Regions from separate parts of the Homo sapiens genome. Here all the other regions are linked to region 2. Evidence: chromatin loops called from intact Hi-C (ENCODE). Cell type or tissue: ovary. All regions are shown on one strand. Links, peaks and the distances in the headings refer to the core of each region. The heading gives the core; the rest is flanking DNA.

The links. Peaks named below come from ENCODE experiments on the same cell type or tissue, not always from the same donor. Only the 100,000 strongest peaks of a DNase experiment are listed, where the experiment ranks them.
Region 1: a loop joins it to region 2, with 2.5 times the contacts of the local background. A loop is called at or near these places in 69 of 110 quality-filtered maps.
Region 3: it touches region 2 in a loop (1.9-fold over the local background); 14 of 110 quality-filtered maps call a loop at or near these places.

Annotation. Positions count from the first base shown.
Region 1 is chr19:2,870,126-2,875,414 of GRCh38, reverse strand. ZNF556 (zinc finger protein 556) reads right to left here. Exons shown (of 4, transcript NM_024967.3): 2 at 1,793-1,919. It also overlaps the pseudogene RPL35AP38. Among named protein-coding and RNA genes, the nearest start is that of ZNF556, 5.4 kb to the right of the region's middle. In ovary, for the core only: a CTCF peak has its summit at 2,994 (motif pointing right); no DNase peak of the experiment used is centred there.
Region 2 is chr19:2,648,097-2,653,385 of GRCh38, reverse strand. The region is part of intron 1 of GNG7 (G protein subunit gamma 7); the gene reads left to right. Among named protein-coding and RNA genes, the nearest start is that of MIR7850, 20 kb to the right of the region's middle. RefSeq lists a silencer at 2,697-2,872. In ovary, for the core only: no CTCF peak of the experiment used is centred there; a DNase peak (open chromatin) is centred at 2,668; H3K27ac peaks cover 889 bases.
Region 3 is chr19:2,720,826-2,726,114 of GRCh38, reverse strand. DIRAS1 (DIRAS family GTPase 1) reads left to right here and starts at 4,743. Exons shown (of 2, transcript NM_145173.4): 1 at 4,743-4,811. RefSeq lists an enhancer at 1,626-2,538. In ovary, for the core only: no CTCF peak of the experiment used is centred there; a DNase peak (open chromatin) is centred at 2,864; H3K4me3 peaks cover 127 bases; H3K27ac peaks cover 950 bases.

The DNA of each region.
Region 1 (5,289 bases), core at 1,641-4,140, 220 kb before region 2:
GAGACCATCCTGGCTAACATGGTGAAACCCTGTCTCTACTAAAAATACAAAAAATTAGCCGGGCGTGGTGGCGGGCGCCTGTAGTCCCAGCTACTCGGGAGGCTGAGGCAGGAGAATGGCGTGAACCTGAGACACAGAGCTTGCAGTGAGCCGAGATCGTGCCACTGCACTCCAGCCTGGGCGACAGAGCAGGATTCTGTCTCAAAATAATAATAATAGTAATAATTGAAGGTGTTTATGTTCAAGATGAAACTGAATTCTATTTGGGTAAGAGACATGCTTATGTATACAAAGCAAACAACAACACAGTAACTCCTGGTGGCAAACCAAACCAAACCAGAATCATCTGAGGGAAGGGCATTCAGGCCCACAGAAACAGTGGCATGATTCATGCCAAATTCTGAAGCAATCTTCCTGCTAAGACCACTGGACACAGAGTCCCTGTGATGCTGTCCCTCTCAAGGATTTCAACTAATGAGAAGCAAAAAAAAAAAAAAAAAAGTACAAGCAGTCAAAATGGTAGACAATTTTAAATACACAGAAAAATCATCACAAGGTTTCAAACAATTAACCTCTCTGTGCCGCCAGTATATACCTGCGCTGGTAACACAAAAGGACCCTAAGTCTTTTCTTTTTCTTTCTTTCTTTCTTTCTTTTTTTTTTTTTTTTTTGAGACAGAGTCTTACTCTGTCACCCAGGCTGGAGTGCAGTGATACAATCTCGACTCACTGCAGCCACTGCCTCCCGAGTTCAAGGGATTCTGCTGCCTCAGCCTCCCAAGTAGCTGGGACTAAAGGTGCCCTCCGCCACACCTGGCTAATTTTTTGTATTTTTAGTAGAGACAGGGTTTCACTATGTTAGCCAGGATGGTATCAAACTCCTGACCTCGTGATCCGCCCGCCTCGGCCTCCCAAAGTGCTGGTATTACAGGCATGAGCCACCGCGCCTGGCTGATCCTAAGTCTTTTCAACAAGGCAGAAAGAAAAGTACAGATTGATAGGTAGATTTTTATTATCACAGAGAAGCTACTGAATTTTAGGTCCAGGACATCAATGATTATAACTGTCTTATTAACCAATGTATTCCCCTTCTGCATTCTAAATCTTAGAATAGGCTTAATGAGCAAGAAATATTTATTTATTTATTTATTTATTTTTTGAGACGGAGTCTCACTCTATGGCCCAGGCTAGAGTGCAGTGGCATGATCTTGGCTCACTGCAACCTCTGCCTCCCGGGTTCAAGCAATTCTCCTGCCTCAGCCTCCCGAGTAGCTGGGATTACAGGCACGCACCACCATGCCCAGCTAATTTTTTGTATTTTAGTAGAGATGGCATTTCACCGTGTTGCCCAGGCTGGTCTCGAACTCCTGAGCTCAGGCAATCCACCCGCCTTGGCCTCCCAAAGTGCTGAGATGACAGGCGTGAGCCACCGTGCCTGGCTCTTTTTTCTTTTTTATTTGAGACAGGGTCTCAAGTTGTCACCCTGGCTGGAGTACAGTGGTGTGATCATGGGTCACTGTAGCCTTGAACTCCTGGTCTCAAGCGATTCTCCTGCCTCAGCCTCTCAAGTAGCTAGGACTACAGGAGCATGCTACCACACCGGGCTAATTTTTGATTTTTTTTTTGTAGAGACAAGGTCTCACTATGTTGCCCAGGCTGGTTGTCAACTCCTAGCCTCAAGTGATCCTCCTGCCTTAGCCTCCTAAAGCACTGGGAATACAGGCATGAACCACTGCAACCAGACAAAACATTTATTATCTAATAACTAAGTGCAGAAATAATGCTATCCTCACCTACTGAGGCCAGGTGCTTGAAGGTCTCCAGCATGACATCTCTGTAGAGTTTTCTCTGAGCAGGATTCAGCAAGGCCCACTCCTCCAGCGTGAAATCCACAACCACGTCTTCAAAGACCACTGTGTCCTAAAACAAACCACATATGTGTACATGAGGATGGGGTAAAACTCACAGCACTGCGGAACTGAACTCAGTTCATAGGACACTCACACAAGATCCTGCAGTCTGCCAATATCTATTTAAGACTCAGTCCTCAGACCTCTTCCCCTCTGTCTGTAATCACTTCCTGTGTCGTAGGTTTTTTTGTCTTTGACAAATAAAAGTTGTATACATTTAAGGTGTAGGTGATGATTTGATACACATATACACTGGGAAATGACTGCCATGAAGTTAATTAACACATCTGTTACCAGTTACCTTTTTAAAAAATCTGATGGTAAGAACAAGTAAGATTTACACTCTTAGTACATTTCATTTTTTTTTTTTTTGAGACGGAGTCTTGCTCTGTCGCCCCAGGCTGGAGTGCAGTAGGGCGATCTCGGCTCACTGCAAGCTGCGCCTCCTGGGTTCAAGCGATTGTCCTGCCTCAGTCTCCCAAGTAGCTGGGATTACAGATGCACACCAACATGCCTGGATAATTTTTATATTTTTAGTAGAGATGGGGTTTCACCATGTTGGCCAGGCTGCACTTGAACTCCTGACCTCAAGTAATCCAGCTGTCTTGGCCTCCCAAAATGCTGGGATTACAGGCGTGAGCCACCACACCCGGCCTTTTAGTATATTTCTTTTTTTTTTTTTTTTTTGAGATGGAGTCTCGCTCTGTCACCCAGACTGGAGTGCAGTGGCGCGATCCCGGCTCATTGCAACCTCCACCTCCCGGGTTCAAGCAATTCTCCTGCCTCAGCCTCCTGAGTAGCTGGGATTACAGGTGCCCGCCACCACACCTGTGGGCAGCAAGCCACCCAGGTGCCGAGGCAAGAGACCGAGGACATGAGCTGTTCCAGTATAATAAAATATCAAGTAAGAATAGTTATACCAGATATAGATCTTAGATATGATTATATATGAATATAATTAATCATCAGTTAGTAGTACTTACTCTTTATTCCAATATTATAATAATCCTCGCTCTATAATCATAACCTAGGAAAAACCAGGCCATACAGAGATAGGAGCTGAGGGGACATAGTGAGGAGTGACCAGAAGACAAGAGTGCGAGCCTTCTGTTATGCCCAGACAGGGCCACCAGAGGGCTCCTTGGTCTAGCGGTAACGCCAGCGTCTGGGAAGACGCCTGTTGCCAAGTGAACCGTGGTCTAGCGGTAGCGTAAGTGTCAAGGAAAAACACCCGCTACTTAGCAGACCAGGAAAGGGGAGTCTCCCTTCCCCCGGGGGAGTTTAGAGAAGACTCTACTCCTCCACCTCTTGTGGAGGGCCTGACATCAGTCAGGCCCGCCCGCAGTTATCCCGAGGCCTAACCGCCTCCCTGTGATACTGTGCTTCAGTGGTCACGCTCCTAGTCCGCTTTCATGTTCCATCCTGTACACCTGGCTCTGCCTTCTAGATAGCAGTAGCAAATTAGTGAAAGTACTAAAAGTCTCTGATAAGCAGAAATAATGGCATAAGCTGTCTCACTCTCTGTCTCCTCTCTCTCTCTGCCTCGGCTGCCACGCAGGGAAGGGCCCCCTGTCCAGTGGACATGTGACCCATGCATCCTTACCTATCATTGGAGATGGCTCACACTCCTTATCCTGCCCGTTTGTCTTGTATCCAATAAATATCAGTGCAGCCTGGCATTCGGGGCCACTACCGGTCTCTGCGACTTGGTGGTTGTGGTCCCCCGGGCCCAGCTGTCTTTTATCTCTTTGTCTTGTGTCTTTATTTCTACGCTCTCTTGTCTCTGCACATGGGGAGAAACCCACCGACCCTGTGGGGCTGGTCCCTATACATGCCCAACTAATTTTTGTATTTTTAGTAGAGATGGGGTTTCACCATGTTGGTCAGGCTGGTCTCGAACCCCTGGCCTCGTGATCCACCCACCTCAGCCTCCCAAAGTGCTGGGATTACAGGCGTGAACCACCGCACCAGGCCCAGTGTATTTCAAGTATACATTACAGTATCCTTAAATACAGTCACCATTTGGACACTGGATGTAGAGAATTTATTCACCTTACAATGGAAAGTTGGTTCACTTTGACCAACATCTCTCCCCACTTCCCCTGTCCCTCAGCCGCAGGCAATCACTCTTCTACTCTCTTCCTCTAGGAATCTGGTTCTTTTTGATTCTTCATGTAAGTAAGATCATCCGGTATTCATCTTTCTATGCCTGGTTTGTCTCACATAGCATAATGTGCCCCAGGTTCATCAGTGCTGTCACCAATGGCAGGATTTCCTTCTTTATTATGACTGAATAACATTTAACTGTATATATGTGTATGTCATATACTTTTTTTTTTCTTGAGACGGCATCTCACTCTGTCGCCCAGGCTGGAGTGCAGTGGCGTGATCTCAGCTCACTGCAACCTCTGTGTTTTCATATATTCTTTATCCTGTGTCATAGTCTTTAGAATTTTTTTTTTTTTTTGAGATAGAGTCTCGCTCTGTCACCTAGGCTGGAGTGCAATGGTGCGATCTCGGCTCACTGCAACCTCCACCTCCAAGGTTCAAGTGATCCTCCCGCCTCAGCCTCCCGAGTAGCTGGGATTACAGGCACACATCACCATGCCTGGCTAATTTTTTGTATTTTTAGTAGAGACAGGGTTTCACCGTGTTAGCCAGGATAGTCTCGATCTCCTGACCTTGTGATCCACCTGCCTCGGCCTCCCAAAGTGCTGGGATTACAGGTGTGAGCCATCGCGCCCGGCCTTTTTTTTTTTGAGATGGAGTCTCACTCTGTCGCCCAGGCTGGAGTGCAATGGCATGATCTCGGCTCACTGCAAACTCCACCTTCAGAGTTCAAGCGATTCTCCTGCCTCAGCCTCCCGAGTAGCTGGGATTACAGGCGTGTGCCACCACGTCCAACTGATTTTTGTATTTTTAGTAGAGATGAGGTTTCACCATGTTAGCCAGGCTGGTCTCAAACTCCTGACCTCAAGTGATCTGCCTGCCTCGGCCTCCCAAAGTGCTGGGATTACAGGCGTGAGCCATCGTGCCTGGCCAGAAAATTTTTTAGAGACAAGGTCTCACTCTGCTGTGCAGGCTGGAGTGCAATGGCGCAATGAGAACTCGCCGCAGCCTTGAACTCCTGGGCTCAAGCCATCCTCCTGCTTCCCAACTAACTGGGATTACAGGTGTGTGCCGCCATGCCTGGCTAATTTTTATTATTATTATTATTTTTTAGTAGACTCAGGGTTTTACCATGTTGGTCAGGCTGGTCTCGAACTCCTGACCTCAACTGATCCACCTGCCTCGGCCTCCCAAAGTGCTGGGATTACAGGCATGGGGGCCCAACCCAAAATAGTAAAATGTCATCTGTTCCCTGAAATTAGCGACAAGAG
Region 2 (5,289 bases), core at 1,277-3,776:
GATCATGGGACTCAGATCGATCCCTCATCTGCCCTGCTGCGGAATTTCCCAGCTCTGTGTTTGTCTGTTGCAAATCCCCAGGTTTGGGAGCTGAGGGTCTGGCTGTTTGTGTCCTTGGGCGCTGCTTGGAGATACTGGGCTATAAAATCTATCAGCCTTTTCAGAATTACAAGCAAAAATAACAACCAGCACCTTAATAACCCTAGAAGATGCATGCCTTCGACACTGTGGGTGAGGCCTGGTTTTTGTTTTCAGTTTCTATTATTTATTTTATTTTATTTTGATTTATTTATTTGAGTCAGAGTCTTGCTCTGTTGCCCGGGCTGGAGTGCAGTGGTGTGATCTCGGTTCACTGCAGCCTCTGCCTTCTGGGCTCACGTGATCCCTGGAGCCACCATGCCCAGCAAATTTTTAAATTTTTTGTAGAGATAGGGTCTTGCTATGTTGCCCAGGCTGGTTGCAAACTTCTGGCCTAGGGTCTTGCTATGTTGCCCAGGCTGGTTGCAAACTTCTGGCCTTCAGCAATCCTCCCACCTCAACCTCCCAAAGCACTAGGATTACAGGCATGAGCCCTTGTGCCCAGCCCATAGTACAATATCTTTAGCTGGTTCACAGGCTACAGTGACATCTCTCAGTGTTTCCAACACAGCTGAAACTATGTATCCTCTGACCCCCATCTCCCCCTTCCTTTCCCTCCTCTACCACTAACCGCTCTTCTGCTTTCTGTTTCTATGTATTTGGGAGGTTTTGATTGTGTGTTTGTTTTGAGATGGAGTCTCGCTCTGTTCCCCAGGCTGGAGTGCAGGTGGCACGATCCCAGCTCACTGCAACCTCTGCCTCTCGGGTTCAAGCGATTCTCCTGCCTCAGCCTCCTGAGTAGCTGGGATTACAGGCATGCACCACCACGCCCGGCTAATTTTATATTTTTAGTAGAGACGGGCTTTCACCATGTTAGCCAGGCTGGTCTTGAACTCCCAACCTCAGGTGATTTACCCGCCTCGGCCTCCCAAAGCGCTGGGATTACAGGCATGAGCCACCGTGCCTGGCTGTATTTGGGGTTCTTTGCTTGTTTTGTTTTTGGACTCCACAATACGTGGGATTACGCAGTGTTTTTCTCTCTCAGCGTCTGGCCTATTTCACTTGGCATCGTATTCTCCAGGTTCTACAAGGGGGAATTTTATGGCATGCGAATATTTTAATTTTTTTTTTTTGAGACGGAGTCTCGCTTAGCCGTCCAGGCTAGAGTGCAGTAGTGCGATCTTGGCTCACTGCAACCACTGTCTCCCGGGTTCAAGCGATTCTCCCATCTCAGCCTCCCGAGTAGCTGGCATTACAGGCGCCTGCCACCAGACCTGGCTAATTTTTGTATTTTTAGTACAGACGGGGTTTCACTGTGTTGCCCAGGCTGGTCTTGAACTCCTGACCTCAGGTGATCTGCCTGCCTTGGCCTCCCAAAGTGCTGGGATAACAGGCATGAGCCACTGCACCCGGCCTATTTTAATTTTTTAAAGAAAGAAATTGGTCAGGCACGGTGGCTCATGCGTGTCATCCCAGCACTTTGGGAGGCCGAAGCAGGTGGATTGCCTGAGCCCAGGAATTCAAGACCAGCCTGGCCAATATGGCATAACACCATCTCTACAAAAACTACAAAAATTAGCTGGGCGTGGTGATGGGCACCTGTAATCCCAGCTACTTGGGAGGTTGAGGCAGGAGAATCTCTTAAACCTGAGAGGTGGAGGTTGCAATGAGCTGAGATGGCACCACTGCACTCCAGCCTGGGTGACAGAGTGAGACTGTCTTAAAAAAAAAAGAGAGAGAGAGAGAGAGAGAAAGGGAGAGAGAAAAGAAAGAGAAAGAAGAAAGAAGGAAAGAGAGAGACAAAGGAAGACAGAAAGAGAGTAAGAGAGAGAAAGAAAAAGAGAAAGAGAGGGAGGAAAGGAAGGCAGGAGGGAGGGAGGAAGAAAGGAAGGAGGGAAGGAGGGAGGGAGGGATGGAGGGAAGGGAGGGAGGGAGGGATGGAGGGAAGGGAGGGAGGGAGGGATGGAGGGAAGGTAGGGAGGGAGGGAGGGAGGGATGGAGGGAAGGTAGGGAGGGAGGGATGGAGGGAGGGAGGGAAGGAAGGAAGGAAGGAAGGAAGGAAAGGAAGGAAGGAAGGAAGGAAGTCGGACAGAGATCTGGAGAAGTGCCTCCAGGACACAGTGGGGAGGGCCGGGAGGCGGTGGCAGCCCTTCGTACACGAGGTCCCCTGACCACCACCACTGTCCATGGCCTCTGTGTCCCAAGGGGGACTGATCTCTCCCTGCTGACATTCGGCACCTGCTACCTGGAGTGTTTCTTGCCTGTGTCTGAGACTTGCCTGCCTGCTGGGTGGAAGGGCCAGCTGCCCATAGGTGCCCAGGGCCCTGAGCTGGGTTTAAAGCCGGGCTATTGGCGCCTTGAAATCCATACTAATTTATGAACAGGAGGTCCCAGCGGTTCGTGTTGCCCCAGCTCGGCAGTTTCTGAGGGGACCTAACCCCCGCGGAGAGGTCTCTCCTCCTTGTCTCCACTGCTGGCCGCCCGGGTCGATTGTGATTTGTCCACACAGGGAACATGAAAACACAGCGTTTCTGTCAGGCTGAGTGAGCCGCTGAAGGTCGCTGGGGGACAGCCTGGCGCCAGCTGGTGCGGCTCAAGGCCCGAGGACAGAGCGGCTGGGATGCGGCTTCACCCACGCTGTGCTCGCCTCTGACCCAAGCTGCTCTGAGGCCGAGTGCAGACCAAGGGGCATCCGCAGGGATCGCCTCACTGCCAAGTCCAAGGTCTTGAGGACAGCCAGGGGCTGGGGTTAAAGGGCTGGGGACAGGGAGGTTTGCAGTGAAGGCAGAGAGTGAGAACTCATCTTAAAAATGATTCCTAGGGCTGGGAATCATTGTTGCCTGTAATCCCAACAACTTCGGGAGGCCAAGGCTGGCGGATCACCTGAGGTCAGGAGTTCAAGACCAGCCTGGCCAACATGAGGAAACCCCGTCTCTACTAAAAATACAAAAAAAGCTAGCCAGGCATGGTGGTGGGTACCTGAAATCCCAGTTACTCTGGAGGCTGAGGCAGGAGAATCGCTTGAACTCGGGAGGTGGAGGTTGCCGTGAGCCGAGATCGTGCCCCACTGCACTCCAGCCTGGGGGATAGAACGAGACTCTGTCTCAAAAAAAAAAAAAAAAAAGATTCCTATGACACGAATATTCACAGCAGCAGATTCACAATTGCCAACAAGAAGGAACGAGCCGATTGTCCATCCGCCGGTGAATGGATTTAAAAAACACGTCCTTCCATACTCAGGAGGAGTAAGACTCAGCCATGGAAAGGAGCGAGTCTTTGACACAGGTCACAGCATGGATGCACCTTGAGGACGTCACACTCAGTGAGAGACACCAGACACAAAAGGCCACACAGTGTGTGACCCCATTTCTATGAAATGTCCAGGACAGACCCATCCGCAGAGTCAGGGAGGGTGTGCGTGGGGGCCGGGGCTGGGGATCGGGGGCTGATGGCGAGGGGGCTTCTTTGTAGGGTGATGAGAATGTTCTGGAACTACATAAAGGTGATGGTTGGCCAGTTTTGCAAATATACTGAAAACAATGAATTATACACTTCAAGTGGGCGAGTTGTATGGTACAGGCGTTAGTTCACAATAAGGCTGTTTAAAAATAATGATTCCTGGCTGGGCGCGGTGGCTCACGCCTGTAATCCCAGCACTTTGGGAGGCTGAGGCGGGTGGATCATGAGGTCAGGGGCTCAAGACCAGCCTGACCAACATGGTGAAACCCCGTCTCTACTAAAAATACAAAAATTAGCCGGGGGTGGTGGTAGGTGCCTGTAATCCCAGCTACTCAGGAGGCTGAGGCAGGAGAATTGCTTGAACCTGGGAGGTGGAGCTTGCAGTGAGCTGAGATCGCACTCCAGCCTGGGTGACAGAGCAAGACTCCGTCTCAAAAAGTAATAATAATAATAATAATTCCTAGGGGTGAGCGTCTACACTGAATGTATCCGCCTCTCTCAGTTTGCTGGTTTTGATAAGATGTGCCCTAGTTGTGTACGGTGTCGCTGGCAGGGTAGTGAGTTGAAGGGCGCACCAGACCACTTCAAATTCATTCAGTAATTTAAGGTTGTCCAGGTGAAATGGCTACACCTGTAATCCCAGCCCTTTCAGAGGACAAGGTGGTGAGAGGATCACTTGAGCCCAGGAGTTCAAGACCAGGCTGGATAACATAGCAAAGACCCTGTCTCTATTTTTAAAAAATTAAAAATTAGCCCACAAATTAAGCACATTCCTTCCCCCTTCCCAGAACATAAAAACTACAACAGTGATGCCCACCTGTAGGCCCAGCTCCTCAGGAGGCTGAGGAAGGAGGATCGCTTGAGCCCAGGAGGTGGAGGCTGCAGTGAGCTGTGATTACACCATTGCACTCCAGCCTGGGCAATAGAGTGAGGCCCTGTCTCAAAAAAAACAAAAAACAAAAAACAAAAAAAAAAACACATGATTCAGAGTTGAAGGATTATGTTCATAGCTGCCCTGCAAGGTGGAGGGCAGGAGTCTGGGCCTCCTGCAGCCCCGTGGGCATGCCGCTCCAGCCCTTTCATCACTCATCCCTGCTGCCCTGAGCTGCTGCTGTCCTGAGTGGCAGGCCCTGGTGTAGCAGATCCTGCAAGATTCCAGCTGCTGCCAGAGCCCAAGGGTGCCAGGGCATTCCTGTGGCAAGGGCACCACCTGCAGGTGACAGTGAGGATTTCAGCTCCCTATCCCTACCTTTTATTGATGGTAAATTACCCTGAGCTCGTAGAACGGAAACTAGCATTTTAAAAAGTCTGCATTTTTTTTAAATGAACTTTTAATTTTAGATTTTCAGAAGAGTTGCAAAGAAATCCAGAGATTTCCTGTCTACCTCTCACCAGTTTTCCCTTATGTTAGCATCTTATGAAGTCACCATGCATTTGGGGTTGGTCTGTTTTTGAGACAGTGCCGTGCTCTGTTGCCCAGGCTGGAGTGCAGTGGCACAATCGCAGATCACTGCAGCCTCGACCTCCTGGGCTCAAGTGATCCTCCTGCCTCGGCCTCCCAAGTAGCTGGGACTACAGGTTTGCACCACCATGCCCAGCTAATTTTTACATTGTTTTTATAGAGATGGCAGATGGGGTCTTGCTATGTTGCCCAGGCTGGACCATATACTTGTGACCACCAAGAAGCCCATGTGGGTACATTTCTATAAGCTAAATTTCACTCTTTATCCCAGTTTCACGGTTTTTTTCTTC
Region 3 (5,289 bases), core at 1,821-4,320, 72 kb before region 2:
CACCTGAGGTCAGGAGTTCCAGACCAGCCTGGGCAACATGGTGAAACTCCATCTCTACTAAAAGTATAAAAATTAGCCGGGTGTGGCGGTGGGCGCCTGTAATCCCAGCTACTTGGGAGGCTGAGGCAGGGGAGTTGCTTGAACCCGGGAGGTGGAGGTTGCAGTGAGCCAAGATCACACCACTGCACTCCAGTCTGGGTGACAGAGCGAGACTCTGTCTAAAAACAAACACAAAAAATCATAGCCCCCTGATGTTAGAGAGGAACCCAATGCTGACTCTAGGGGCCAGGCAGCGTGAGGCGTGGGTCTTCCATGGTGGCCTGGGGGCTGGGGGAGCAGCGGCGAGCAGCTCTGCAGATGCCAAAGGGCAAAAACAAACAAACAAACGAAAAAGAAATGGGCTTGGGGATGTCAGCCTGTTCATCTTTGAAGGCAAACTGGTTTTTGACAAATGGTCTCTGTATTTTAAAATATTGATGCCACCAGCCTGGGCAGTATAGTAAGACCTTATCTCTACAGAATTTTTTTTTTCTTTTGGGACAGAGTCTTGCTCTGTCGCCCAGGCTGGAGTACAATAGCACGATCTCGGCTCACTGTGACCTGTGCCTCCTGGGTTCAAGCGATTCTCCTGCCTGGGCCTCCTGAGTAGCTGGGTTTACAGGCGCCTGCCACCACTCCTGGCTAATTTTTGTATTTTTAGTAGAGACGGGGTTTCACCATATTGGTTAGGCTGGTCTCAAACTCCTGACCTCATGATCTGCCCACCTCAGCCTCCCAAAGTGCTGGGATTACAGGCGTAAGCCACTGCGCCCAGCCCAGAATTTTTTTTTTTTTTTTTTTTTTTTTTTTTTGAGACGGAGTCTCGCTCTGTCGCCCAGGCCGGACTGCGGACTGCAGTGGCGCAATCTCGGCTCACTGCAAGCTCCGCTTCCCGGGTTCACGCCATTCTCCTGCCTCAGCCTCCCGAGTAGCTGGGACTACAGGCGCCCGCCACCGCGCCCGGCTAATTTTTTGTATTTTTAGTAGAGACGGGGTTTCACCTTGTTAGCCAGGATGGTCTCGAGAATTTTTTTTTTTTTTAAGTCAGAGTCTTGCTCTGTTGCCCAGGCTGGAGTACAGTGGTGTGATCTCAGCTCACTGCAACCTCCGCCTCCCAAGTTCAAGTGATTATCCTGCCTCAGCCTCCCAAGTAGCTGGGATTACAGGTGCATGTCACCACATTGGGCTCATTTTTTATAATTTTAGTAGAGACGGGGTTTTACCATGTTGGCCAGGCTGGTCTTGAACTCCTGACCTCGTGTGATCCACCCACCTCAGCCTCCCAAAGTGCAGGGATTACAGGCATGAGCCATCGTGCCCGGCCGAGAAAAATTTTTTAAAATTAGCCGGGCCTGGTGGTGTGTGCCTGTAGTCCCAGCTACTCAGGCGGCTGAGGAGGAAGGATTGCTCGAGCCCAGAAAGTCAAGGCTGCAGTGATCTGCGACCTCACCACGCACTCCAGCTTAGGTGGCGGAGTGAGACCCTGTCTCGATAGATAGATAGATAAGTAGATGATTAATAGATAATAGATGAACAGGTGACAGATGATTGATAGATAATAGGTAAATGATTAATAAATGATGATTGATAGATTAATTGATAGATGACAGATAGATGATTGATAGATGATAGATAGATAGGTGGTAGATTGATTGACTGATTGATTGACAGATGCTAAACTTGAAAAGCAACTGTGTGGCTGAGCCCCTGGGGTGACTCTGCCCCCTGAGGCCAGGATGTGCAACCTCGGCTTTGCCCACATGGTCCAGAGACCACTGAAGAGAGCTGAGGCCGGACCCCACTGCCCTCCTCTCCAAAGGCTAGCCGGGGCTCAGTGAGGCCCACGTGGCCCTGGTCAGGGCAGCAGGGTGAGGAGAGCGGTCGTGGAGCTGCAGGGCCGGGGGAGGAGCTGGACATTGCAGATGAACGCCGTCCCTTGCTGTTCTGCTGAAAGGAGATCTGTAAGGCAGGACCGGCCGAGTGTCCCCAGGACAAGACTGCAGATAGCCAGGGACAGGGCAAGAGGATCACAAGGGGGTGGCCGTCTATCCCCAGCAGGCTGGGCTATGGCTTCAGAGCCTGATGGATCCGGACCGACCTCTTTCCCACTAGGCCACCGTGGGCGAGCCGCTTCCCTTCTCTGAGCAGCAGTTTCCAGATGGGAGCAGGGACAGTGGCCTTGTACAGACTGCTGAGGGCCCAGCACCCACTACACTGGCACTTTGTGTTTGCAGGACCCATGCAGACTGCCCCGGTGGGTTTCACCCTGGGGACTCAACGTGGACGCCTGTGGATCCTGCCCAGCTCGCGAGCTGGAGAGGTTGACAGGTCCTCTTCTCTTTGGCAAAGATGCAGCCGGCCTCAGTCCTCCTCGCCCACCTCTGTGCCTCTCAGGATGCCGAGGGACTCTCCAAAGAGGGACTCGGGTATGAGAGGCAGCAGGGAACCCAGGAAACTCCAGTGCCAGCCCCGGCTTGCTCAGTGCCCCAGTGTGCAAGTGCCCTGGCCCCTGAGATTTGGATCACGGACCTTTCCATGGAGAGGCAGAGCTGGGGCGCCCACCCACCCCCACTCACAAAGGCCAGGCGGAACCCTCTGCTCCCCGGCCCACCATGGGGGAGAAGCTCCTGCTGTCCTAGTTTGGGTGCTCGGAAGAGCTCACTGCCATCTGTGGCCTGGGCACCGCGGGCCATGTGTGGAGACCCCGTTCCTCAGGGACAGCGAGGAGGGGAACAGGGCCTGGCCTCGCCGGCTCACGCGGCCCACAGCCTGGCCTGGGAGCTATAAATAGCAGCCGCAGCGTGGAGTTACCGCCCTGCCCACTCTCCTACGCATGAGTCAGCCTGCCCCGGCCTGAGCTGGTGCCCGGAGGAGACAGGGAGCCGGCCCGACGCCCTGCCCCACGCTGGTGGGTCACTCAGGAGACGAAGGCAGGCAGGCGGACTGGGAAGGGGCAGGGCTGCCGTCTGAGTGCTTGGGTGCCCAGCAGCCCCGTGTAGGTGGGCGCCCTGCCCATGTGTTCCCAGCAACCCTACAGGCGGGCAACAGTGACGTCACTCACAGATGGGGGAACCGATGCTTGAGAAGGCACTTCCCTGCAGGCAGCCATGTAGAGCAGAAGCTGGGATTTGTCTGCCCTCAGGGCTGTCTCCATCTCCTGCTGAGGGCACCCCCAGATGAGGGTCAGGGGCCGGGCCATGCTCTGAGGTGCTCCCGCAGGGCTGGGGTCAGGGTGGGAGGGAGGTGCACGCCAGGAGCACTCAGGCCGGGCCATGGATGCCAGGCTGAGAAGCTGGACCTTGGCCTGGGAGAAGGGAGCCATGGGTGGCGTTAGAGCAGGGGAGGCCCATGTTGCAGTTGGAGCATTGAGTGGCAGAGTGGAAGGAGGGCTGGAGGAAGGGGTCTGGAGGCCAGGAGGGGGAGTGGGGTCAAATCAGGGAGAAATAGAGCTCCTTGAGCCCCAAAGCCGCTTGAACCTCAGTGCCCCAGCCTCAGTGGCAACAGGAGAGGGGACTGAGTGGTCTTGGAGGCAGTGCCAAGTCTCCGCAGAGGCAGATGGGCCCACCTCATCCAGGGCCATGGAAATGGTGGGTCATGGAGAACCCCAGGAGCTGAGGGCCCAAGGGGTTCACCTGCTCACAGGCCTGGTGATGGGGAGCTCACCACCTTCCAGACCAGCCTCTCACCCACTGATGGCTCTGACTCTGGAGAGACCCCTGTGGGTCCCAGAGTTGGCCTCTCCACCAAGGGGCGCCTTCCTCTGACAGCCTTGCGGCCTGGGACTGTCCCGCACCCACCCCTGAGAGCACCTTCTGGCCTGGTCACTAGACCCCAAAGTCCAGTCTCCTCTGGGATCTGCCCGATGAGGCCAAAAGGAACCTCGGCCTCCCGGTCTCCAAAATGGAGGCGGAACCATGGTCTCTTGTGGACACACAGACGCATCAGAAAAGCCAGTGCTCCCCTAAGACACCTCCTGTTGGGGGAACACAAACATTTTCCTAACCGAAAACGGCAAACCCATCCGCTGCAGAGCAGCGCCAGCCCCCTTTGCTCACCCCCCACCTCCCTAGGCCTGACTGCCATGGGCTGCCTCCGCCTCCACAAAACCAGCCCTACAGAGCGCTGAGTCCGCTTCTGCCCCCATCCCGCCCCTGCCCAGGCCCCTGGGATGGGTGGGCCTCCAGGTGCACCCCATTGACCTGAACCCTCCCGCCTCTGCCCGCTTCTAAACCTGTTCATTGATTGTTGATTATCGACTTACTCATTTCACAACGCACCCCTCTGATTCCCCGCCCTGCGTGTGACCGGGCCCCAGCCGGCCTCAGGGGTCCCGTTCTGCACCCCCTTTATCCGCATTTCTGCCAAAGCCCTCCACCCCCGGCTGGACTCTGCTCCTCCCAAGCCGGGCTCCTGGCCCCCACTCGGGGTTCCCCGGGAAGCGGCCCCAGCTCCCACCCCGAGGGAGGGCGCGCGCAGGTGGCTACGTGGCAGGGCGGGGGTCCCGGATCCTGGCGACCTCTCCCACCCCGGGCGCGGGCAGGGGTCCCGCGTGGGGCGGCGGTGACCTTGGCCGGGCGGCGCGCCGGCCCCGTGGGCGCGGGTCCCCGGGGCGGGGCGGGGCGGGGCGGGGCGGGGCGGAGCGCGGGGCCCGGCGGGCGGGGACGGCGCGGGCGCGACTGCGGCGGCTCGGGCGGGCGGGGGGCGGCGGCGCCAGCGGACACCGGAGCGGGCAGGAGCAGCGGCCGCGGCGCCGCAGGGACCAGCGGGCCCAGGTAGGCGGCCCGGGGCGGGGAGGGGGTCCCTGCGCAGCCCCCAGCCGGCCGTCCTCCCCGCCGCGCGTCCCTCCTTTGTCCCGGCCCCAGCCTCCCGGGCCTTGGGGCCGGGCCCTTCCCCGCGTGGCTCCGGGGCCCCTCGCCGGGCGTCCCCCGTCCCTTCCCGCCGGGCCCGGCCGGCCCCTCCGCGCTCACCTTGGACAGCTCCCGGCCGCCTCCCCTCCCCCACCCGGAGGGCGCCCCCCTGCCGAGCCCGCCCCACCGAGGCCCACCCCGCCGCCCCTCTCCGCATTGGTCCCCTCGGGCAGGGCCTCCTCCCTCCTGCAGCCGCCTTCTTCGCCCTCCGCCCCGCTGCCCAGCCAAGCCCCTCCCTCCGCGCCCCCTCCCCGGGGTGGGCTCCTCCTCTCCACCACTGAGGTCCTCCTGAGTCAAGGGTCGCCCCTGGGCTGGCCCCGCACTGTGCCTCTGCGCCCTCGGG